Regions from separate parts of the Homo sapiens genome. Here region 2 is linked to region 1. Evidence: chromatin loops called from intact Hi-C (ENCODE). Cell type or tissue: K562. All regions are shown on one strand. Links, peaks and the distances in the headings refer to the core of each region. The heading gives the core; the rest is flanking DNA. Region 1 has its middle 13 kb from the start of RNF175. Region 2 has its middle 6.9 kb from the start of FGG.

What was found. Peaks named below come from ENCODE experiments on the same cell type or tissue, not always from the same donor. Only the 100,000 strongest peaks of a DNase experiment are listed, where the experiment ranks them.
Region 2: it touches region 1 in a loop (4-fold over the local background); 9 of 110 quality-filtered maps call a loop at or near these places.

What each region holds. Positions count from the first base shown.
Region 1 is chr4:153,766,312-153,779,281 of GRCh38, forward strand. No RefSeq gene overlaps it. Among named protein-coding and RNA genes, the nearest start is that of RNF175, 13 kb to the left of the region's middle. RefSeq lists an enhancer at 5,007-5,176. In K562, for the core only: a CTCF peak has its summit at 7,011 (motif pointing right); a DNase peak (open chromatin) is centred at 7,200.
Region 2 is chr4:154,613,058-154,626,027 of GRCh38, forward strand. No RefSeq gene overlaps it. Among named protein-coding and RNA genes, the nearest start is that of FGG, 6.9 kb to the left of the region's middle. RefSeq lists enhancers at 1-813, 3,799-3,948. In K562, for the core only: a CTCF peak has its summit at 5,859 (motif pointing left); a DNase peak (open chromatin) is centred at 5,854; H3K27me3 peaks cover 414 bases.

The DNA.
Region 1 (12,970 bases), core at 4,055-9,054:
TCGCGGGTGCTGTTCAATTCTTTGTTCAACGCACCAAGAACCAGGACAACTCATGATTAGAACCTTCCACTCGGTACCAGGTAGGTTATTATTATATCATTTTACAAATAAAGATGAATAAGGACTTCTGGGCCATCCCCTATGCTTGTGAAGCCCTTTCGTTTCCTCATTTAAATCTGCCGAGGTCCCACCCCTCCCCTGTACCCTCCCCAGGCTGTCCCAGGCCCCAGCGGCAATACATCTCTCAGCCCTTTGCTCCCAGCTTTTTGCATCAGCCTCTATTCCAGACTGCTTTGTTTTAAAGGTGCTTGTAAGTATGTCTTTGTCAGCCACCCACTGCAAATGCATGGAGAGCAGAGACCATCTCTCAATCATCTTCATTGCACCACTACAGCTAGTAAATGCCTGGCCTGGAGCCGAATCAAATGGGCGATCCTGCCCCCACGCCCCTCACTGGCTTATGCAGGGAGAGTGAGGACAGGTGGCTTTCTTTAGCCCATCACCTGCAGAGGTTCCTCCAGGAAGGAGAGGTGGTCGTTGTCAGTGTGGCCACAGCCTTTCCTTATCTACCCATTACAGGACCATTGAGAACTTGGCGCAGGATACAGACTTTAAATAAGATAAGAGATGTAAAATGTTTTTTTCAATTCGCAATTGCAAAAATATGGAACCAGCCCAAATGCCTGTCAATCAATGGGTGGATAAAGAAACTGTGGTATATACGTACACGATGGAATACTACTTAGCCATAAAAAGGAATGAATCAATGGCACTTGCAGCAACCTGGATGGGACTGGAGACTTATTCTAAGTAAATTAACTCAGGAATGGAAAACCAAACATCGTATGTTCTCACTTATAAGTGGGAGCTAAGCTATGAGGATGAAAAGGCATAAGAATGATACAGTGGACTTTGGGGACTCAAGGGGAGAGGGTGGGAAGGGGTTGAAGGATAAAAGGATACAAATTGGGTTCAGAGTATACTCTGCTTGGGTGATGGGTGCACCGTAATTTCACAAATCACCACTGAAGAATTTACTCGTGGAAACCAAATACCACCTGTTCCCCAAAAACCTATAACATTTTTAAAAAATGTGCTCTTAACATTATTCCATGCACTGCAGAGTGTATACTCCTTATTTTATAATGAGTTTATACTTTTATATATAAATATATTCTTATAATACTCGTATTTTATAATATATTCTTATAAGCATCTACTACTTCTTATTTATTACTCAAAATGGGATATATTTTTGCCATCACTTAGAGATGCCAAGATGTGGATGGGAGAAGGCAAGCAGTGCGAAGGATGAGGCCTGGGTCTGCTCCATTCTACCTGTTCTCTTAGCCTTGTATTGAATGAACAGAAATCTTGGTATTTAGCCATGTAACTGCTAAAAATATGTGGCACAAGTTAGTGTTGGCGATACAGTTGCTTTTTAAATTTATCCTATAAATGCAGTAATCCTAGCACTTTGCAGAATAGCTGGAATAGTGCACACAGGGAAGTAAAACACATATTTACATTATTTGGGAGTATCAGAAATAGAATATCAGTGTTTTGGGGTTTTTTTGTTGTTGGTTTTGCCTTTTCTGTGGAAAGGATTTCAAATATTCCAAGTTACTAAGTGGTTATAAACAAAAATTTTGTGCTCTGCATGTTATCTAAATAGGAGTATTTTTCTTTTTCTTTTCTTTTCTTTTTTTTTTTTTTTTTGAGACGGGATCTCATTCTGTCACCCAGGCTGAAGTGCTGTGGCACGATCTCTGCTCACTGCAACCTCCTCCTCCCGGGTTCAAGCAATTCTCCAGCCTCAGCCTCCTGAGTACCTGGGATTACAGGCACCTGCCACCACGCCCAGCTAATTTTTGTATTTTTAGTAGAGACCAGGTTTCACCATGTTGGCCAAGCTGGTCTCAAACTCCTGACCTCAGGTGATCCACCCACCTCGGCCTCCCAAAGTGCTGGGACTACAGGCGTGAGCTACTGCCACCGGCCTAAATTTGAGTATTTTAAAAATTTAATATGTTGAGATAAAATTGCTTAAAATGTTTAATTTTTGTAGTAAAAATATTCTATGGGGCTTTGAAAGAAGGAAAATTTTAGAAACCATTCTGGATGTGATGGTTAGTAGGTAATCTAAGGAATAGTTAGGCTTTACTAGTGTAAGATTTTTCTGACGATCTTACAGATATCCTTTAAAGTGGCCATGGTTTTGGTGATGACTTTAAGTGAACAACTCAAAGGAAGCTTTAGCCTGTGATAAATGTGGGAGAAGGACAGTGTCTGGGTCCACACACTCACTACAAGACTTGAATCAGAGCCCTGCCTCTCCTACTTGCTCTCTGGACTATTTTGGAGAGAGGGTCTCTATCTTTTCCGCTTGGTTAATATGTGTCTGTACTGTAAGTATATTAAGGCATTATTAGCAATGAAATGAAATTGAAAAATTCTTAGTAGTACATCGTTTGTGTGAAGAATCGCCAAATAACATGGTCAGAGCTGGTAGCCTAAGCGTGAAAAACTTGATCATTTACTGAACTTAGGGTGGGCTGATTATCTTTGCTTTTTGAATGGCTGAGCACTGGAAAGGTTGCCCCAGCCAACAAGGAATTAACTACTGATAAGACTATCCAGAAAAGGGAGAAAAGGTTGTGGAAAGTGAAGTTAAGTTTGGTTTAATGTGTATTGATTTTGAGACACCTCCAGGCTACACAGACATAGTTGTCCACATAAGACAAACTGAAGTCAGGAGAAAGGTTAGAGATTAGAGATTTAGTTTTCGACAGTGGCAAACTTTCCAGGAGTGAATAACATTTCCTAGGAAGTCTATAATGTGAGAAAGGAAGGAGGTCCAGGAATATAGTTGGTAGTTAAGACAGTGGGATTTAGGATCAAACACATTTGGCCTCAAGTCTTAATTATAATATACTCTAACTCTGTGATCTTGGAACATCTGCCTTTGAAAAAAAAAACAGGCTTGAGGTATAATTTATATACTTTATGATTCAGCCTTTTTAAAACAGTTTGATTCTATGTTTTTTTAGTATATTCACAAAATGACTATCACCACTATCTAATTCCAGAACATTTTTATCACCCAAAAAAGAAACCTTATATTCATTAGCAGTCACTCCCCATTTCCCCCTTCTTCTATCCCCTGGCAACCACGAGTCTACTTTCTGTCTCTATGGTTTGTAATAAACGTTATGTATAAATAGCATCATACAAGAAGTCTTTGTGCTTGGCTTCATAGCATAATTATTTCAAGGTTCATCCATGTTGTAGTATGTATCAGTACTTCATTCCTTTTTATAATTGAATAATATTTCATTATATAGATATACTACATTCTATCCACTCATCAATTGATAGACTTTTGAGTTTTTTTCACATTTTGGTTATTATGAATAATGATGCTATGAAAATACATATACAAATGTTTTGTGAATATATGTTTTTAATTCTCTTGAGTATATCTCTACAAGTGCAGCCGTTGGTTCATATGGTAACTCTACATTTAAGATTTTGAAGAACTGCTAAACTGTTTTCCGGTGTAGCTGCATCATTTTACAAACCCACTAGCAATGTATGTGGGTTCTGATTACTTCACATTCTCACCAACAGTTATGATCTGACTTTTTGACTCTGGCCATTCTGGTGGGCATAAAGTCATATCTCATTGTGGCTTTGATTTGTATTAAATATTTTCCTAGAGACTAATAATACCAAGCATCTTTTTGTGTGATTATTGGCCATTTGAATATCTTTTTTTTTTGTTTTTGTTTTTTGAGACAAGGTCTCACTTTGTTGCCCGGGCTGGAGTGCAGGGTGTGACAGTGATTTCTCTTGCCTCAGCCTCCCCAGTAGCTAGGACTACAGGCATGTGCCACCATGCCTGGCTAATTCTTAGTTTTTTTATAGAGACGAGGTCTTGCTGTGTTGCCCAGGTTGACCGTTTGAATATCTCTGGAGAAGAGTCTATTCAGTTCCTTTGTCCATTTTTAAATTGAGTTATTAGTTATTTTATTGTTGAATTTTAAGTGTTCTTTATATATTCTATGTGACAGTCTTTTGTTAGATATATGCTTTGCAAATTTTTTTCTCATTCTTTGGGTTGTCTTTTCATTTTTTTGATAAAACTTTCAAAACATGAAAATTTGAAATTTACTCATGTGTTCTTTTGGTGTCATGTCTAAAAAACCATTGCCTAATCCGGGGTCATGAAGAATTATTCCTGTGTTTCTTCTAAGAGTTTATAATTTTAGTTCTTAGATTTAGGTCTTTGATTGAGTTTGAATCAATTTTTTTTGTTTTTGAGACAAAGTCTCACTCTGTCACGCAGGCTGGAGTGCAGTGGCGTGATCTCAGCTCACTGCAACCTCTGCCTCCTGGGTTCAAGGGATTCTTATGCCTCAGCCTCCCAAGTAGCTAGGATTACAGGCAGCTGCCGTGATGCCTGGCTCATTTTTGTATTTTTTTAGTAGAGATGGGGTTTCACCATCTTGGCCAGGATGGTCTCGATCTCCTGACCTCAGGTGATCCACCCACCTCAGCCTCCCAAAGTGCTGGGACTACAGGCATGAGTCACCGTGCCTGGCCGAGTTTGGATCAGTTTTTATATTTGGTGTGAGGTAGGGGTCCAAGTTCATTTTAGTTTCTTTCTTTCTTTTTTTTTTTTTTTTCCCTCATGTGGCTATCCAGTTGTCCTGGCACCATTTGTTATTTGTTGTAAAGACTATTCTTTCCCCATTGAATTCCTGTCTTGGCACCCTTGTGAAAAATCAATTGATCATAATATAATGGTTTATTTTGGAACTCTCAATTCAATTTTATCAGTTTATATGCCAATCCTTATGTCAGTACCACAGTGTGTTGATTATTGTGGCTTTGTATTAAATGTTAAAAAAGGAAAGTGTGAGTCATCCAACTTTGCTCTTTCTCCTCCCCTCCCACCAACTTTGTTCTTCTTTTGCAAGATTTTCTTAGCTATTCCTGGTGCCTTGAGTTATCATAAGAATTTTAGAATCAGTTTGTCAGTTTCTGCCAAAAAGGCAGCTAGAATATTGATAAGATTATTTTGAATCTATGGACCAATTTGGGAATATCACTGTATTAATACTAAGTCTTCCAATTCAGGAATGTGGGATGCTTTTCTATTTATTTAGTTTTAAAATTTATTTCAATTATGTTTTGTAGTTTTCAGTTTGCAAGTTTACACTTTTCATTTGTTAAACTTATTCCTAATTATTTTATTCTTTTTAATGCTAGAGTAGAGTTGTTTTCTTAATTTTATTTTTGTATTGTTGATTGCTATAGAAATACATTTGATTTTTGCATATTGATTATGTATCTTGTAAACTTGCTGAACTCCTATTAGTTGTAGTAGATTTTCAGTGGCTTCCTTAGAATTTTTTATATATAAATCATGTTTTCTGTGAATAGAAGTAGTTGTTTTACTTCTTCCTTTCCAATCTGGATTCTCATGCTCTCTCTCTTTCCTCTCTTCTGCCTCCTTCTTTCATTTTTTTCGTTTCTCTTTTTTCCATACTGTGTTGCCCAGAACTTCTAGTACTATATTGAATAAGAGTGGTGAGAGTGTACCTACTTGTATCTTCCTGATCGTAAAGGGAAAGTATTCAGCCATTCACCATTAAGTATGATGTTAACTATGAGATTTATGTAGATGGCTTTATCCGGTTGAGGAAGTTCCTTTTTATTGCTAGTTTACTGAGTGTTATTATCTGAAAAGATACTGGATTTTTTCAAGTGCTTTTCAGCATCCGTTGATATAGTCATGTGATTTTGCTCTCTTATTCCATGAATATAGTGTCTTACATTGATTGTTCTTTATATGATAAATCAACCTGGCATTCCTGGGATGAATGCCACTTGATCATGTTGTATAATTCTTTTAATATGCAGCTTCATTGTTAAGGATATTTGCATCTATGTTCATAAGGAATATTGGTCTACAGTTTTCCTTCCTTGTGATTTCTTTTTCTGGTTTTGGTATCAGGTTAATTTTGGCCTCATAGAATAACTTGGGAAGTGTTCCCTCCTCTTCTGTTTTTTTTTTTTTTTTTGCAAAATTTGTGAATGACTGATGTTAATTCTTCCTTAAATGTTTGGAATTCACCAGTGAAACCATCTGGGCCTGAACTTTTCTTTGTGGGAAGTTTTTTGATTACTGATTCAATCTCTTTCATTGTTGTAGGTCTATAAAGATTTTCTACTTGCTCTTGAGTCAGTTTTGAAATTTTGTGTCTTTCTAAGAATTTGTCAATTTTGTCTAGGTTATCCAATTTTTTGGCATATAATTGTTTATTGTATTGTCTTATAATCTCTTTTATTTCTGAAAGGTTGGTAGTAATAGTCCACTTTCATCCCTGATTTTAGTAATTTGGGTTTTCTCTCTTTTTATTTTGGTCAAACTAGCTAAAGTTTTGTCAATTTTATTGATCTTTTAAAAGAATAAACTTTTCATTGATTTTGTCTATTATTTTCCTATTCTCAATTTTATTTACATCTGTTATAATCTTTACAATTTCATTTCCTCTGCTTGCTTTGGGCTTAGTTTACTCTTATTTTTTAAGGTAGAAGGTGAGATTATTGCTTTAAGATCTTTTTTCTTTTTAAATATAGGCATTTGCAGCTATTTCCCTCTGAGCATTGCTTTAGCTGCATCCTATACATTTTGGCTTTGTTGGGTTTTTGTTTTCATTCACGTAAATGTCAAACACATTTAGGAATGTGTTGTTTAATTTCTGTATCTTTGTGAGTTCTTCAAATTTCCTTCTGTTATTTATTTCTAATTCCATTTCGTCGTGATTGGAGAGCATACTTTGTGTGGGTTTATAAAGTCCTTCTAAGTTTATTGAGGCTTGTTATACAGCCTAATGTGGTGTATCCTGGGGAATTCTCCAGTTGCACTTGTGTGGTAAGTTCAAGGATTTGGGGGCTAATCAAGGAAAGACAGGAGCACAAGATGGCAGTGTTGTACAGTAAGCTTTTTTGGTGGTATTTGAACAGGGTTGCAGGAGAGGGGAAGTCTCTCACAGCAGGAGACCTTCCAGAGACAGGGCCACCATCCAAAAGGGGAAAAGGGTAAGGGAACTCCTAGAGGAGAGGGGAATTGGAGGCGGGGCTCATGTGTCTAGGTGATGTCACTCAGCAGCAAGGTGGAGAGTTTCGGATCAGATGGCTTTGAAGGGCAGTATTGGGTGGGGTCTTTTCTAGCCACAGAGTTTGTCTTATCTATGACAAGCAGATGTGGGCCTACATTTAGAGCCTATCCTGTTTTGCAAAACTGCAGGGCATGCAAAACAGGATAGGCACTAAATGGTAAAAAGTATACTTATTTAGGATATATTTAAGGCAATTAGATGTAAGAATTTAGTGTGGTCCTGGTGGGCTTTCAACTACTGGTCCCAGCCTCTTGTGAAGAAGTAAACAACATGAGGGCCAATATACAGAGACCATCTTTGGCCCATTTATATAACAACTTGAGAAAAGTTGGCTGATAGTATCATTCGAGTCTTCTATTTCCTCATTGATCTTCTGCTCTCATTTGTTCTTTCCATTATTGAAAGTATGGTCTTGAAGTCTCCAACTATTATTGTTGAATTGTCTATTTTCTCTACTTTGTCCTTTATCAGCACATCCATCCTACCTTCTTCTTTGCCCACATAACTCCTTATATCATAAAGGATTCATATTGGTCATCTGTCTGGCTTTGATGGGCAGAGGGTAACTTTACTGGTTTGGGGATAGTTTTGTTTAATTTTTCTTTTCTAGCCTTGCATCTCTGTGAGCCAATGCACACATTCTAATCCTCTGTAGGACAAGTGTTTAATGGTGTTAGACCAGGAAATGTAATAGAGACCATGCTTTACTCGGAGCCCTGCCCTGCTTTTCACTTTCATCAATGAGTGTTAAAATTGTTAGAAGTTCAAAACACTCAAAAGATTATTATGACCTCCCCACACCATTCCCATATTTTTATTCCATAAACAAACAAAAACACCAAAACCCATTAACTTAGTTTTAAAAATATAAAGAAGTACACAATTATCTGGTTTTGTCTCATGATGACTATTTTGATGATTTTTTTGAGAAAACAAAAAATTAAGTGCTTTTTTCTTTTCCTGTTTTTGGAATTCCCACTTTAATGGCACCCTAAACACAAAGCTTTGTCCATTATGGAGGCACTATAAGAAAACCTCCTTTGTCCCATAGGACCTGGATGGCAAGTATCCAGGATATAGCTACCACTTCCTCCTCCCATGCCTATGGCAGACACCATCACAACCATACGTACATCCTCTTCCATGAAATGTCTGTACATGCTTTGCTCATTTTCTAAGTGCTTTGTTTGATTTTTTTACTGTTAAGTTTTGTGGGTTCTTTATATATTCTAGATACAAGTCTTTTATTCCTAATCTGTAACTTGTTTTTTTACCCTCTTAACAGGGCCTTTTACATAGCCAAAGTTTTACCTTTTTATGAGGTTCAATTTATTCATTTTTCCTTTTGTGGATTGTACTTTTGGTATCAAATCTAAGAACTCTTTGCCACGTTCTAGGTCTTGAAAAGATAAGTTTGTCTTATTTTTCAAAAACTTTTATAGTTTTCTATTTTACACTTAAGTTAATGGTTCATTTGAGTTAACTTTTGTGTGCAATGTTAGATTTAGATTTTTAATTTTTTTATTTGCCTGTGGGATAGCCAATTGCTCCAGCACCATTTGTTGAAAAGAGGATTTCTACTTCATTGAATTGCATTCACATCTTTGTCAAAAGTTATTCGAGTATATTTGTCTGGATTCATTTCTGGATTCTCTGTTCTATTCCACTGATCTGTGTCTGTCCTCCACACTGTCCTGATTACTGTAGCTATATAGTAAGCCTTAACATGGGAGGAATGATTTCTCCCACTATATTATTTTTCAAAATAATTTTGGCTAGTTTAGAGCATTTTTATTTTAATATATATTTTACAATAAGATTACCCATGTTTACAAAAAGCTTGCTGAGATTTTGATAGGAATTGCTTTAAATCTGTCAGTCAGTTTGGGGAGAATTGATATCTTTACTATATTAAGTCTTCAAATCTATGAAGATAGCATATCTCTCCAATTATTTAGGTCGTCCTTGATGTCTTTCATCAGCATTTTGGATTTATCAAAATATAGAACCTGTACATACACTGTTAGATTTATACCTAAGTATTTTATTTTCTTTGGAGCAATTCTAAATGGTTATAGTGTTTTATACTAACAACAAAACAACTTGTTGGTATGTGTAAATGCAGTCACTTTCGAGTGTCAATCTTGTATCCTGTGACCTTACCCAACTCACTTATTAGTTCTCAGTGTTTTGTAGATTCGTTGGGATTTTTAAAATGTAGATAATTGTATTTGTAAATAGACAATGTTTTATTTTTTTAACCCAGTTTGTATGTCAGTTGTTTCTTTTCCTTGCCTCATTTGACTGTCTAGAACTTCCAATATGATGTTGAATAAGAATGGAGAGAGTGGACACCCTTGCCTTGTTCTTGATCTTAGAATGAAAGCACTCAGTCATTTACCATTAAGTATGATATTAACTGTAGGATTGTTGGTAGATGCTCTTTGAGGTTAAGGAAGTTCCCCTATATTCTTAGTTTGCTGACAGATTTTATCATGAATGAATATTGAATTTTATATGCTTTTTTATCACATCAATTAATATGATCATGATTTTTTTCTTTAGCCTGTTGATATAGTAGATTACATGAATTAATTTTTGAATATTGTACCAGGCTTGCATACCTTAAATAAACCAGCATGGTTATAGTATATTATTCTTTTTATGTATTGCTGGATTTGGTTTGCTAACATTTTGTTGAAGATTTTCATGTCTAAGTTAACAGGAGATACTGATTTGTAGTTTTCTTTTTTGCGTGTGCTGTCTTTGTCTGGTTTAAGTGTTAGGGCTATACTAGTCTTATAAGACGAGTTGGGAGGCGTCCCTTCCTCTTCTATTTTCTGGAAGAGATTGTGTAAAATTGGCATTAGTTCTTTTTTAAATGTTTGGTAAAATTCTCCAGTGAAACTTTCTGGGCCTGGAGATTTTGATTTTTAGTGTTATTTTAAATGTGAACTTACTGGTACCCGTAAGAACAAATGGGGCCCAGGAAGACTGTGTTTAGGGGTGTCTGGGGAGGTTTGGGTCTCAGTTACTATTGTCCATCACATGTGTTTGTTACATTAGATCATGAGCTTCTTGAAGGCTAGCCGTGGTGTGTTGGTCATCATTGGAATCCCGGCACCTGGGACAGTGCCTTGCACATACTGAGTACTCAGTGTAAGGTTGCTGAGTAATGGAACTGACTCTCAGCACTTTGATTGTTGCAGACTGGAACCCTGATGCTTCTTAGGGAAGCCAAGGGAGAAGAGGGCAGCACAAAAATGCCTGAGTCTTCTTTTGGGGGTGGAAAAGTCTCTTTGGGAGAAGAGAGAAGTAGATAATATTTGTGATCTCATTCTTCCTCTTGCCTGCTTGAACTGCTACCATTCAGGCCTTGAAAAACCCAGTGTACCAAGAAGACGGTGTGTGGAGCACTGGTAGTGGGGAAGAACAGATGCAGACTAGCGCCCCTTCCTGCTGTGTGTGTCTTCAAACACAGAAACAAGCTCTGAGAATTATGCTTCAACATAGAAGATGGAAAGGAGATGAGAATGTATCAAGCTTAGGCATAACTTACTGAGTAATAGTTCTTAATTATTTATAGATGAGAAGACTGAGGCTTGAAGAAACTATTGACTTGCCTAGGTCTCTCTGAATTTCGAAAGCTACGCCAATGAACTTGACACTTTTACTGCAGCTTCTAGTCTGTTAAGTGGTTTATCTTGATATACTTTAGATGATACAGCTGTAGAAAATTTTGTACCAGTTACACCAAGCTCTAGTGCTTTTCTCATTTCATAACATAAAATGACAAATTAATGGTTATTACTACTCTGAATTGGAACATCTTGAGACAGATTCTTTGATTTGTCCTTCTAACACTATCTGCATTAACTGATACCTTTATTAATTGAACTTTTTTAGCACTTACCTCTCTGTATCACTCTCTGGACAGTAATGGAGTGCATTTTAAAGTATTTTGTTTTATTATGTTTAGTTACTATTTGTTTCTGAGCAATAATGTATTTAATCATTTTGCAAGTTGAGAATTTTTTAATGTTATTTACTCTAAAATCTGTGGGTCTTATGCTAGATTTATTTGTAGCATCTAGGGCAATAGCTTCAGCATAATATTGCACAATATCATTGTTGATTGGTCAATATGTAAAACTGATGATACTTAATTTCTAAGGCTCTGTCTTAATAGAAGATATTCTGGTTCAACTTATTAAAAATTCTCTTCTTATAAGTACCTTTACCCAGATCCTAATCTCAACTTAAACCCAACATTCTATTTTCAACTCAAGTGAACCACTCTCTCTTCTAAGTCATCCCTGGTGCATGTACACATCTCCCTCTTAACATAGAGCATTGGAGTTGTTTGCATGCCTCTCTTCCTTATTGGATTATGAGTTCCTTTTGGGAATGATTCATTGCTGTATTACCAGTGCCTAACACAATCCCTGTGGAATACAAGCTGAAGGATGGCAGAATCATTGTGTACCCACCATCTAGACCAGTGTCTGGCATGTGGTAAGCACTCAATGCATATTTATTGAATGAATAAGCCAATGTCAATAGTTTGTGCTCAATAAATAGTTGCTGAGTTAATAAATTAATTTGTATTTGTGCAATGTGTTTCATAGGCAAAAATCAAACTGTTCAATAATCCAGATTCAGTGACTACATGAGGGATACATATGCCAGGATTTGCTTTTCAAGGTAACCCCATCCATTAAGAGCATTGAAAACTTGATAGTAAATAAGAGTTGAAAGATAAAAAGGCTGGCCAAATTATCATCTAATTAGAGAATAGGGAATCAGGAATTGCTATAGTTTGAATGTATCCCCTAAAATTCATGTGTTGGGAAGTTAATCTCTGGTGCAACAGTGTTGAGAGGTGAGACCTTTAAGAGGTGATTAAGTCATGACGATTCTGCCCTGTGAATAAATGAATGCCATTATTGCAGGTGTGGGTTTATTGTGGGAGTGTGTTCCTGATAAAAATAATAAGTTTAGTCCCTTTCCATTCTGTGTCTTGCACACTCTCTTACTCTTTCTCCTTTCACTATGGGATGACACAGCATGAAGGCCTTTATCAGATGCCAGCACCATGCTCTTGAACTTCCCAACCTCCAGAACCATGAGGCACATAAATTTCTATTGTTTGTAAATTACCCAGTCTGTGATATTTTGCTACAGCAGCAGAAAACAAACTAAGACAGAAATAAAGGGTGTTTTTAGACAAAATTGATCTTTTTTAATCCTGTGAATTTCAATATACTGGTTTGTGCATGTAGACACTGCCTTCATCCTTTGTTCACTTAGAAAATGCTGCCCTAAAACCTTTTATAAATATCTCTTGTAGAACAACTCATTTCTCAAGCTATTTATTAAAGGGAAGAGGAATTAAATGCATAGCAGATATGTAGTTTTAAAAAACTTTTTTTGAGAGACAGGGTCTTGCTATGTTGCCCAGGCTGGTCTCAAACTCCTGGCCTCAAATGATCCTCTCACATCAGCCTCCCATGTAGTTGGGATTACAGATATGAGCCACTATACCTGGTTATTTAGGCTAATCCCCACTTTGGGCATTTTAAGTTTATTAATGGGTCATGAGTCATCTCAGGAAACTCAGAAATCCAATATCCTTGATTACTTGCTTTCTTCTTCCAATAGTGGATGGACATTCACGTTTTCATCTGCCTACAAAAGAAATCTGATAGTTGAAAAAGTAAGAATATAATCATGATTATTGATATAATATAATCATGATCAAACAAAAACCTACCTGCTCT
Region 2 (12,970 bases), core at 2,785-7,784, 850 kb after region 1:
AAAGAACTTTCTTAGCTTAGGGATCAGTTAACACTATTATTTTAGCCTAGGGATCAGTTAACATTATTATTTTTAATCTGTGGCTGTGGCAGGAGGAGACTGACTTCCCCCATGTCCCAGTTCACTATTCCCAGGAATGAATGACCCTGGAAATACATTCCTGTCCCTCTGTGTCAACCATGTTCATAGGCTCTCACTTCTCAGGGAGCTTTTGAGCTCAATCTTCCCTTTGTCTGAAGGTGGGCATGGCACCCCATCTGCCACAGAGAAAAGAGCCAGGAGCCCACTTCATTGTTCCTGTGGTTCCATCAAGCTATCTCAGAGAAGAGAAAAATCCACCTCCCTTGTATCTAAGGAGAGTAGAGGCATAGCTGAAGGAAGGGGCAAAATGAGGTGCTGGGGAGGGGCCATCATTTCTGTTTGGCCCTTACAGCATCCTTGTGTTTGGGAAAACATGTCTGTCATCACTGCCTATTGAGATTTATCACTGGGCGTTACACTATTATTAATGTCTCTATTTTTGGTTATCCCTCATTTCTTCCTCTGGAACCAAGCTTATTATAAGTTTTGATGAAATATGTTAGTGGGAGAAATGCCTCCAGTTTGAAAGAAATACTAATACTTTAATTCTGTCTTTACAAAGGTATATTTATTGACTCAAAAACAAAGATAAATATTCATATTCAGTAAATAATCAATAATTATAACAAAGTGAACACATCAAAACCAGATTTGTTGCTTTTCTTCTCCTCCTTAATATATCCCTCTCTGACTTAGCAGTTATTGTCAATCATATCACCATACCACCAGCCAATTAAGTCTCACAATCTTTCTCATCCATCTTTTCCACTCAGCTAATCAGTTGTCAATCAAGTCAGTTGAATTAAACATTTAAGTATTAGTATTCTTTCAAACAGCTCTACCTCAGATAGCATTTGTAGCAACCTTATATTATATGTATACATGCTGTATCCACTGCATTAGATTGTAAACTGATTTCTGTGGCTACGGCATCTAACATATATAGCTGTACTTAACATAGTTGTAGTTAACACTCAATAACTATGTAATGACTTGAATCAGTTGCCTCTGTGAAGAAGAATGGGATGCAGAGGTGGAGGACAGGATTGGAAAAAAAGGCTTTATTTTTCTCTGTAAACTTTCTATATTTAGAATGTTGAATGTATATAAATATTATCTACTAAAATATATATAATGAAAATATGTAATTATTGATCATTCACAAAGATTTACATAGTACACTGATAATTACATCTTGCTAACTTTTTAATATGATTTGAACATGAAAGGTGACTCAGGCATTGCCTTTGCCTTCAAGAAGTGTGTAGCTCAATTGGAGAATGTATAAATAAATAGTTGTTAAGGCTCTGGAGTCCATCTCCCTAGGTTTGAGTCCCATCTTTACAATTTACTGGCTGTGTGATTCAGTACAAGTTACTCAATCTCCTTGAGTTCCATTATCCATGTCAGTAAAAGAGAGATAATACTTATGATATGGTATTTACTTAATAGGGCTATTACTAAGATTTAGTGGGATAATGTGTTGAGCACATTACCCAATTCATGGTAAGTGTTAAGTAAATGTTTGTAAGGTTTATGAATTACCAAATATATTTGGTATAAAATCTATGTAAATAGGAAACTCTTTTAATAGAGCTATTATTGGTAGATTTGGTTCACAGGGAACAAGCTTTGTTGTTCTAGCTACAGAAATTCTCTTTAATAAAAAATCTGTTGCAACTAACTGCAGTCTCCTTCTGTAAGATTCCCCAGAGAAGAAAGCACCTGGTCGTTTAGTTTAGGAAATTCTATCCAAATTGATTTTACCAATCAAAGATCAAATGATAATATAAATGGATTGCATGCCTTGTGAGAAGGTATACTTCCTATCTGTAAGAATGTTCAAGCAAAGTGTGTTTAGACAGAGCATGTCTTTGTGGTTCTTTTTGCTGAAGACCATAAAATATTAGTTTGTTGAATTTAGGGTAACAATTCATGCAGCCACAGGTTGGGTTCTGAGCTCCTTAATGTCATAAAGTTTCATTGGTTGTGTTAAGATATATAATATTCACAAAGTTGATAAACATTTAAATTGAGGACATTAGAAATTCTATCTTATCCCATTTTAGAAGTGGAATACTTGTATTACAGGCTTTTAACTGACTTATATTGGAATCCAGATGTGTTATCACAATTTTAGAGAAAATAATTTCCTTTTACTACAATCTCAAGTCCTAAATCCAAATCATATAAGACAAGATGCTTGCTCTCTGAGAAAAAAAAATGGTCAACAGTGATTTAGCGGTCTACATTGGCCCTGCATTCAATCTAGTATCACTTAGGTTTATTAAATTTTAACTAGTTTTTTCATGTTTGGGCCAATTTTTTCTTTGAAAAATGATAAATGATTGATGAATTCCAGGAATGAAGAATGTTTCTTAAATCACAGTTCTTCTACTTCCAGGTATGTTTTTTGAGATAATAGCATAGGTAGTATTTAAGCCAAAATAATCATTTACTGTAACTCTGAGGTCAGTGGGCTTGTTTATTGAAATAATAATGTCCCAAATTCCCTATCGTCCAACCGTTTGTGTTCTGATTTGAAAACACAAATCTACAGCTAACAGTCTTCGTGTATATTGGTAATTTACTCTGTGAGCCAAGTCTGTTACATTCATCTTTGCTCCAAAATTATTTGCTGAATTTAAATTTGATTATGTAGAAGACTTCTTGACCTAGTGACAAATGATATAGCCCTAAGGAATAATAGAAAGAACTACCAATTTTGAGCATCTTCTTTATGCTAGATATTATGTGGTAGTATAGTTTTTGTTGTCATGTATATTCTCTCATTTAATCCTCACCACAAGCCTAGGAAGTAGATATAATTACCTGTATCTTATAATGAAAAAAGAAAGGCCTAGAGATGTTGTGTAACATATGCAGGGTCAGTGTGCCAGAACAGGAACTCAAACCCATGGGGCCCAATGCCTGTGCTCTTAACCATGAATCTTAATACAACCATGAAGCCCTTCTTAATTTAAAATAATACACAGATACAAGGTGTTATGAGACTCAAAGTTATTCACTGATAGAATGGATTTTAAAGATGTGTGTGTGCATCTACATAACTGTGTGCATGATTATTTGAACACACATTTACATCTATCTACCAACTTATCTATCTTCTTCTCTGGGTTAGAGACAAGATTTTGTGAATGATCTTTTACAGTCTTTGAGTATTTCTCAAACCTAGATTTGTGTTGTTTTATGATTAGCTTGTGTTTATGGTCCTTTTTTTTTTTTCTCTCTCTTTAGAGATGCAGCCTAGCTTTGTTGCTCAGTCTGGCCTCAAACTGAACTGCTGGGCCCAAGTGATCCTCTTGCCTCAGCCTCCTGAGTAGCTCGGACTATGGGCACGTGCCAATGCACCTGGCTTCAGTCCAATTTTAGATGGAAGCAGTTTTTCAATGCTAACTGCATGGTTCAAGTTTAATAGGACTTGATAAATTGAATTCCATCAGTAAGTTAAAGGGAGAGACAGCCACTGCGTGGTCAAGGAAGCTCAAATCAATGGCGACAATGATATATCTGTTTTTCTAACAAGTAAACCATTTCTAGATCTAAGCTAAATTTATAGCCTGAACCCTCAGAACTGGATTTCCTAAAAACTGGCAGAAAGAAAATGACCTATTGGCATACTGAAAGCCAGTCCAACCTAATAGTAAAAATATCCCATTAAGGGCAACAGAGTTGTCTGTTAGAATATTTGCTTTGTGTATAAAAATAGCCCAGGGAAAGTGAAAACGCAAAAGTTTCTTGGTAGTCTGTGAACAATGTGCTTTTAGTTTCACTATGTAAATCAAAGACAAAAACAACATTGGGCACAAGTAAAATGGACTCCCTCACTGGCAGCAGAACAGCACCCACAGGTTGAGTTTTGCACTTCTTAACTTCATAAAGTTTCATTACATGTGTCATTTGGGGGATCTGTCCTAGCGGCAGGGATGTTGAAAAATCTCTGCTGTGATTGGAATTTAGGAAATAAAGTACTGGGTGCCTAGAGAAAGAAGGATTATCCCATTGGCAATTACAGAGGCCAAAGAGGCTGGAAATTAGCCATTTTTAATACTAGTTTGAGACTAAGGAATGATCTGAGGTGCCCTGGATTGAGACAAATTGAACAGAGAAGTTGGATTTAAGTGTTTTGCTGTGCCACATTGGTATCTGCTACTGGTTTGTTTGTGTTTTTCCATCTTTGTGTAATCTACGATTTTAAATCTCTCACCCCATGAAAGAATTTTCATGACTAAATATGATTAGCAGGAGATTTACAAGAGCAAATGAGTTTGGGGGGAAAAATAAACCACCACCAACCAAGGGGCCAAGTTATATTCACAAGAATGTGCTCCGGAAAGAAGAAACTTTTTAAGCCTTTGAGTAGAAATACTGGCCTATGTTGAAAGTGGACAGGCCCCTGTTTGAGAAAAACTGTAGTTATTTTGTCATATAAACTATCTTTGGAGGAATATATATATATTTCTAAAGAAGGAGAGAAAATAAGAAGAACAGAGAATGCTATCAGATCATCAAAGCAATTCAGTCATCTTATCTAGCTTAACGCACACATTTGCTTTAACCTGCAATTTTGAATGAGGACAAACAAAACATTTATAAGATTTAGATCTTTGTTTTAAATTCTAACTACTTGGGTTAGTTTATTGTCTTAGTGTAATTGCACTATAGTCCTTTCAAAGTTAAATCCATATAGGATTTGCTGTGTACAAAGGCTAACTTTCTATTGACATTTTGAAGGACTTTGCTTCATCCATGAAAGGTGACATATCTCTGTCTTCTTCAAGTGTAGATTTCTGTGTATACTTTACCTTGAGTGGTGGAGCAGTGACCTCTACTAAGTAAACAAAGATACGATTTGCAAAACCAGATTAAGTCAAAGACCCAAATATTTATTGAATGTTGTGCAAGAAAGCCTAGAGTGTAAATCACACTCTTGATGGATAACACTATGGCTGCAAGTTACCGAAGAATGGTCTGGCTTCAGGGCTGACCAGAGCAAGCTCATTCACAAAGAAACAAGGTTAGGTCAAAATTTAGAACACTGCATTTTACCTTTTATAAACAGCAGAGAGGAAATTCTGTTGACCAAGATCCAGGAAACCGATTGCTTAATTATGCATCCTTCTGCGTCGGAAAACTACCTGATATTTACATATCAATACTTCCTGTGGATCTCACTATGCTTTATAAGGTTAATTTCCTCATTAGTACTTTATTGATATTTAATACTACATCATCTAATTATGGCTATGGAAGGCCCCATACCCCTCCTCATATTAACCTGATATGTTAAGCCATTTCTAGCTCTGACCGAGAAACTTTATAGAATTTATCTAGGATAATATCTAAAATAATGCTGAATCAAATATGCACCACAAAATTTGGCTGCCGGGTAACTGCACACTGTCCCATGGTGTTCCTCTGCTGGATGCTCAGATCAAAGTGGTCATTCACTTAGTAAATACATATTGGGCATATACTATTTGCCAGGCCCTGTTCTACACAATGAACCAAAGTCGCTGCTGATAAGTTTACATTCTAGTGGAGAGAAAGAGGATATAAACAAAATATTATATAATGTCAGTTGGTGACACGGGCTGTGAACAAAAATGAAGAAGGATTAAGGAAATGAAAGACTAGAGGAGGTGCTGTTTTAGATATGGTGGTCGGGCAGCACTCTAGGTTAAGGTGACATTTGCTGGGTTTCTGGTGAGGCTAGTTACAAAGCTCATGGCTGGCTCACTATTGCCACCTGCAGGCCCCAATACATCTGGAGGATGAATGATTTAAAGCCAACAGACACATATTTTTTCATTTAGAGCTGTCAGAGATTTGACAAGTGTAGGTAAGTAATAGAATGAGAAGTATACTAAGAGAGGAACACTGCGCAAGTTAGCCAGAAAATACCACAATGACCATCTACACATTACTATTGAGCTTGCGAGTTATGCCATTCTCTTCATCAAAATCCTCTGAGGAATTCCCATTTCCTGTCTAATTAAATATAAACTTCTCAGCCTTGTATTTAAGCTTCTCCAAAAAAAAAAGGCCAATATAACTTGTTAGGTATATCTTATAAATTGGATTGAGGTAGCATATCCCATAAAATTTCAAAATTTTGCCTTCATGAGGCTGACATAAAAGGTATTTTAATTATTATACAATTATTATTATATAATACCTTAATTAAATACCTTCATAATCATATAATAATACCTTAATTAAAGTAAATTTTATGTAAGCCTCATGAAGGCAAGGATTTTTAATCTGTTATTATCTGTGGTGCTTGATCAATGCACCCAATAAATATTTGTTGAGTGAATAAAATATATTTTACTAAAATATTAAGAATTACTAAATATTACTAAAACACTAACATAAAATACTAAAATGCAGTTTGAGGCAGAGAACATGACCATTAAGCAGATAACAAAATCATTCAAGAAAAGGAAATACACCCATTTCAAAACCATCTGTTTCAGAGCAAAAATCTGTAGCAAGGCAATCAGATCTCACAGTGTGGGTCAGTGATAGAGCTGATGGAGAGTACTGGGGAGGGACCACGGTGATCCTCCTGACTCCATTTGAGTGGATCAGGAGAGGAGCAAGACATTCACCGTGATTTTTTGACTGAAGGAAACTTTATATGTATTTAATTTTTGGAAAACTAAAGCAAAATTGTGTCACATTTTAAAACAACTCCAAGTTTGAATGATAAACATAAAATAGAGTGGGCAAGTCCTAGAATATCACAACACTAGGAGGAATTGCCTAGAGCCATTGGTCACTGTTTCTCCTGATTTGCTTTATAAACTATAAGGAGAGAAAGCTCCACATAGGCCTCTGAACCACTCCTGCTTGACTGGAACAGGTGGGCTGCCCTAACCAAACAGTACAACTTTAACAAAGGTCAGTCAAATCCTAGAAGATAGGGAAATGAGGGAGTTTATAGCATTGTGTTGTGCATATTCTCTAGAATACGCAGAACTAGGGCTAGAATGTGTCATAGAGAAAGCCAAGTAACCTTCACCTGGCCCTTTCCTTAGGTTTGTCTGTCTTGGTCCCATGCTTTAGCTCAGCTCACTCAGCTGTGCTCCAAGTCAGCAAGTGGTCATGACCTACATTTGGGACACTATTGCAGGACCTTGTGTCACCCACTGCACTCCATTTCTCAACTAGAATTTGCCACTGGGCCTCAGGCTGCCACAGCCTATGGTTACTGTCAGGAAATGCACCAGTGCATTCCAGCCTGGCCCCAGCACCCAGCCCTACTTAGGTTTGTTGTGGTCCCTTCTTTCTCCATTCAGGAATCCCTCTCTACTTCCTGCTCTCCCAATGACAGGATCTGGTAAACTCATATGAAGTAAGGTAGGAAAGACTGAGCTCGCCTAAGGTATTACTTCTACCAAGACTGAAATTTAAACTTGAGAAAAACCCGGAAACTGAAGACATCAGAATCTAAAAAGAGAATTTTACAAAACAGTCAGCTATTAGAAGAGAATTATGGGATCAAATACAAATTAGGTAACTAAGAGAAGTTGTATAAAGCCATTTAATGACGTAAAGACGTTTTATTTCTATTTTAAGTACTTAGAATTTCTTCTAAGCGACTATTTCTTAAAATGCTCCTTAGATTACTCTGTTTCACTTTGTTAAAAATGTTAGGTTCCTCAGCCCCTTTCCAGATCTACCGAAGAAGAGTATCTGGGAGTGGACCCCAAGAATCTTCATTTTATTAACAAACTTCCCCAGATGATTATTATACACAGTAAAATAGGACAACCACTGCCCTACACAGGAGAGTAACCATACCTGCTTTACCTAAGAAGGCCTTATTTCCATTAGACAATCTCAAATCTTGTATACTTCCTCTTTGTTAGAGTATTTAATACTGAAGATATGCCATAATCATTTCTTGTTGCAAAAAGAATTTAAAAACCAACGGTATCAGTTTTTTTCTATTGAAGTTTAAAATTAGATTTTGGTAATTCAGAAACAAAAAGACAAATACAGCATGTTCTCAGTTATAAGTGGGAGCTAAAAATCTGCACACATGCACATACAGAGTGGATTAATAGACACTGGAGACTCCAAAGGGTGGGAGGGTCGGAGAGGGGTCAGGGATGAGAAATTACCTATTGAGTACATGTACATCATTCCGATGATGGTTACACTAAAAGCCCAGACTTCACCACTAAACCATATATCTGTGTAACAAAACTGCACTGGTAACCCCTAAATCTATGAAAATAAAAAACAAAACAAAAACAAAATAGATTGTGGATAATCCAGTTTAATGATGCATATTGCTTTATTGATGAATATGGCATCAATGCTGCCCAAAGAATAAAAAGTAGACTGGCCCCAAGCCCCAGTGCCTTAACACATTACAGAAGTAGGTGTTCAAGAAATTCAATCGCTTTACAGAAATAGAATAGAAAGGACTTAGGGAAAGACTGAATGAACACGTAGGAGAGGGGTAAAAGTTTCACAGATAATAACTCTGAGAAACAGTAAATATGGGAGAACACTAACATGAATAGGAAAACAAGAAGAGGAACTGGTCTGCTGAAGAGAGAAAATGAAGAGTCCAATTTCCAACATTTTAAGTTTGGATGGGAGTGAGACCTGTAAGAGGAGATGGCGTCAGAATGCTGGAGATGATAGAGCTTTGGGAATGAGAACTAGTGGTGAGCTGATGGAGGGTGAAGTGAGTTTCCAAGGAGAAAACAACCTGAGGACAGAATGTGGACTGAATTTAAGAGCTGGCAGAACAGGCAGAGAGGGGAAGAATGGCTCTGACTCTACCTCATGGCCCTGTGCCTACACAAAAGCCAAAGACTTTCATATCTCCAAATGACACCGCTTGGATGTGATTTAGCTGTTTATCTGTGTCTTGGAATGCTTTCAAATGAAAGAATTATAAACAGTATTTTATATATATATACACAGATATATGTATACACATTATATATACATATACATACATATGAAACCTTTGCTGTTAGATATGTCAGATAATACAGAATGAGTGGTAATCATTTAACACATTTCATGTTCTGTGGTGCCAGAAATGGGTAGGCTGTCTAGTAAATAGATTTTGTTAATTAGTACATTCTGTGATATAATCTAGTTGTGCTGAATTTCCTGAGATGCTTGGAGGAAACTGTTGGATTTCATTGTGAATGGATTTTTATGTTGCATATGTCATTACAGATTTTGATGAATACATAGGGTTTATTAGGGCTAATTCAAACCAAAATTCAAATAATTTAGAAATATAGTACTCTATTCTAGCTGGGTGCTGTGGCTCACGCCTGTAATCCCAGTATTTTGGGAGGCTGACGTGGGAGGATTGCTTAAACCCAGGAGTTCAAGACCAGCATGGGCAACAAAACGAGACTACAAAAAGTAACAAAATTAGATGGGCGTGGCAGTGTGTGCTTGTGGTCCCAGCTACACAGGAGGCTGAGACAGGAGGATTCCTTGAGCCCAATAGGTCCAGGCTGCAGTGAACTGTGTTTGAATCACTGCATTGCTTTTCAGAGCCTGGGTGATAGAGTGAAACCCTGTCTCAACTTTGTCTCAAAAAAAAAAAAAAAAAAGACAAGAAAAGAACTGTATTTTAAGGCACTTTGTTGGAAGCCCAGTCCTCTCTAATGGTTAGTGTAATACAGCCACCTGCTGGTGAAGTTATTGCTAGACAGCAACAGCCACTTCTGTGGATACACCTGTGCACTCAAATTGCCACATAGATTCTTGTAGATTAAATATCCCCCACCTATTCTTTTTGTATGTGTGTAAGTTCTTATCCATATGTTAGGTTTCTCTGTTTTTGTGCTGAAGGGGTGGTGAAGTAGATATTTTTCTTAGTGTCAGTCAACAGCATTTGAAATGGGTCCTCAGGTCAAAATCTGAAATTCAGAATTTGGGATTCTCTGTGTGTTTGGAGGTACTTCCAACCTAGCAGTTAGGGTATAATAAATGACCCCCAAATGGCCTCTGTATATTGGCTTCTAAGCTGTTGATTTTTTTTTATTTTTTCCAATTTATTATTATTATTTTAAAGGATAGGTGGGGGTGGGGGCTCTCGCCCTGTCACCCAGCCTGGAGTGCAGTGGTGCAATCATAGCTCACTGTAATCTCCAACTCCTGGGCTCTAGTGATTGTTCAATCTCAGCCTTTTGAGTAGCTGGGACTACAGGCACACGCCACAATGCCCAGCTAATTAAAAAAAATGGTAAAAATGGGATCTCACTGTGTTGCCAAGGTTGGTAAGGTTGTTGAGTTTTGTTTTAATGGCAGGTTGTCAACAAGTCAAATGTTTATATATCTTAATGTTTTAAACACAGTCCAAATAAACAGATTTTCAGCTATTTAGAAACTGCCTGCTCTGTATACCCTGAGCAACTGCACCCAAGATCTGCTAGCCATAGATAAGATAAACTTTGCAGCTAAAAAAACCCCACTCAGCAGCTGCCCTTTGAGGGTATCTGATCCTGAGATTTTGCAGTGTGTTGAGGGACGTTACCTAAATACAGAAGTCCCCTCTCTGATTCCTCTTCTTCAGGGCTTCCTTTATCCTCCTCCCCTTCTGGGTGGTGGCCTCCATGCTGCCAGAGCTCTGGATGGGTCCACGCTGTGTGGGACTCCCCCTCACCACGCAAACCTGTTAAAGTGCTTCCAAAATAGAGCTCATTGTGTGCTACTCCCACTTCATTATTATGTTTTTTTCCTTGATCAGCCTCAAAATCCCTTGAAAAACTCATTCTATCAGGTGAGAAAGGCCTCACCTCAGCAGGGAGAAAGAAATGAATGTCATAAACTCTGGTAACTCTGGTTTTTCATATGGTCATGGCCCTAAGTTTCCCTCTGTGCCTCTTCTTCAATTACTGTTGTTCCCCTGCAGAAAGCAACATTATTTCCTCTAAAAGGGCAAAGATTACTTGGCGATACTGGTGCCTCTAGTCGTCCCTTCCCAAAGCGTCCAGGAGAACTGGTCACAGAAGGGATGAGAGCGCACCATGTGCCACACCATGTGCCACACCATGTGCCCCACTGTGGAGGCTTTTTTTTTATGCCTTGGCCTCCTAAGGGAACAGTTGTTTCAGCTGTAGGTAATACAGCGGGACCTTAGTCTGGCCCTGAGTTTGGCGAAGGGCTCTTTATGCTCTTGGCATTGCTAGTAGAGTGCAGGAAGGGAGGAGCTGCTTAAACAGACAGTTCAGCTCAACGTCAGGCCTTGACTCTCAGGGACTCAGCCTGAAACCCAGGTGGATCATTCAGGGTACTCTAGAGGGACAGGACTAATAGGATAGATGTATATATGATGTATATATGAAAGGGAGTTTATTAAGGAGAACTGACTCTCATAATCACAAGGTGAAGTCCCACAATAGGCCATCTGCAAGCTGAGGAGCAAGGAAGTCAGTCTGAGTCCCAAAGCCTCAAAAGTAGGGAAGCCGAAAGTGCAGCCTTCAGTCTGTGGCCTAAGGCCTGAGAGCCCCGGCAAACCACTGGTGTAAGTCCAAGAGTCCAAAAGCTGAAGAACTTGGAGTCCGATGCTCTAGGGCAGGAAGCATCCAATACGGGAGAAATATGAAGGCCAGAAGACTCAGCCATTCTATTCCTTCCACATTCCTCTGCCTGCTTTCATCCTAGCTGCGCTGGCAGCTGATTGGATGGTGCCCACCTACATTGAGGGTGGGTCTGCCTTGCCCAGTCCACTGACTCAAATGTTAATCTCCTTTGGCAACACCCTCGCAGACACACCCAGGATCAATGCTTTGCATCCTTCAATCTAATCAAGGGGCTGGATTTGTTTAACCATCACACAAGGGGCTGTTTTTGTTTTTGTTATTGTTTAAGAGATGAGCTCTCCCTCTGCCGCCCAGGCTGCTGTGCTGTGGCACAATTAAAGCTCACTGCAGCTTAAAACTCCTGTTCTCAAGCAATCCTCCCACCTCAGCCTCCCATGTAGCTGGGACTACAGGCATGCATCACCACGCCCAGCTAATTTTTTAAATTTTTTAGTTTTGTAGAGATAGGGTCTCACAATGTTGTCCTGTTAGTTGCCTAGATTGGTTTCAAATTCCTGGCCTCAAGCAATCCTTGGACTCCCCAAATGCTGAGATTATAGGCAAAAGCCACCAAGCCCAGCTGGGCTCACTAATTGAAGGTTATGAAAGCATCACACCCTTTTTAGGCAATCCCTTCTCCCTCTGTATGGCTGAATGTAGGAAAAAAGTATCTCCCTCCCATGGTTAGTTAAGGATCAGACTCACTTGTTCTAATCTTGCCTGTACAAGTTAGTAGCTCTGTGTTCCTGGACTATTAGTTAGCCTCTCTGTGCCTGTTTCCTTTTATCAGACTGACTTCCTTGCTCCTCAGCTTGCAGATGGCCTATTGTGGGACTCACCTTGTGATTATGAGAGTCAATTCTCCTTAATAAACTCCCTTTCATATATACATCATATATACATCTATCCTATTAGTCCTGTCCCTCTAGAGTACCCTGAATGATCCACCAGGCTGTCGGGGCTTAAATTCCAGCTTTATAACTTACTTCTAGCTGTGTGACCTTAGGAAATGTTCCTGCTTCTTTGTCTCAATTTCCTCAATTGTAAAAAGGGAATAATATTATTACCCATCTTATAGGGTTGTTTTGTCTAATGTGTTAATAAATGTAAACATTTAAAACATTACATAAGAGCTGATTTTACTATTATTATAAAAAAGCTCTTAAAACAGTTTCTGGTCAGCATTAAGAACTCAATAATTGTTAATGGTTAATATTAGTCATGTAACTACCCAGATAATCCATAAACTGTATTAGTCATCCTGTTAAGAAGCAAGGCCTGGTTTGTCTTCT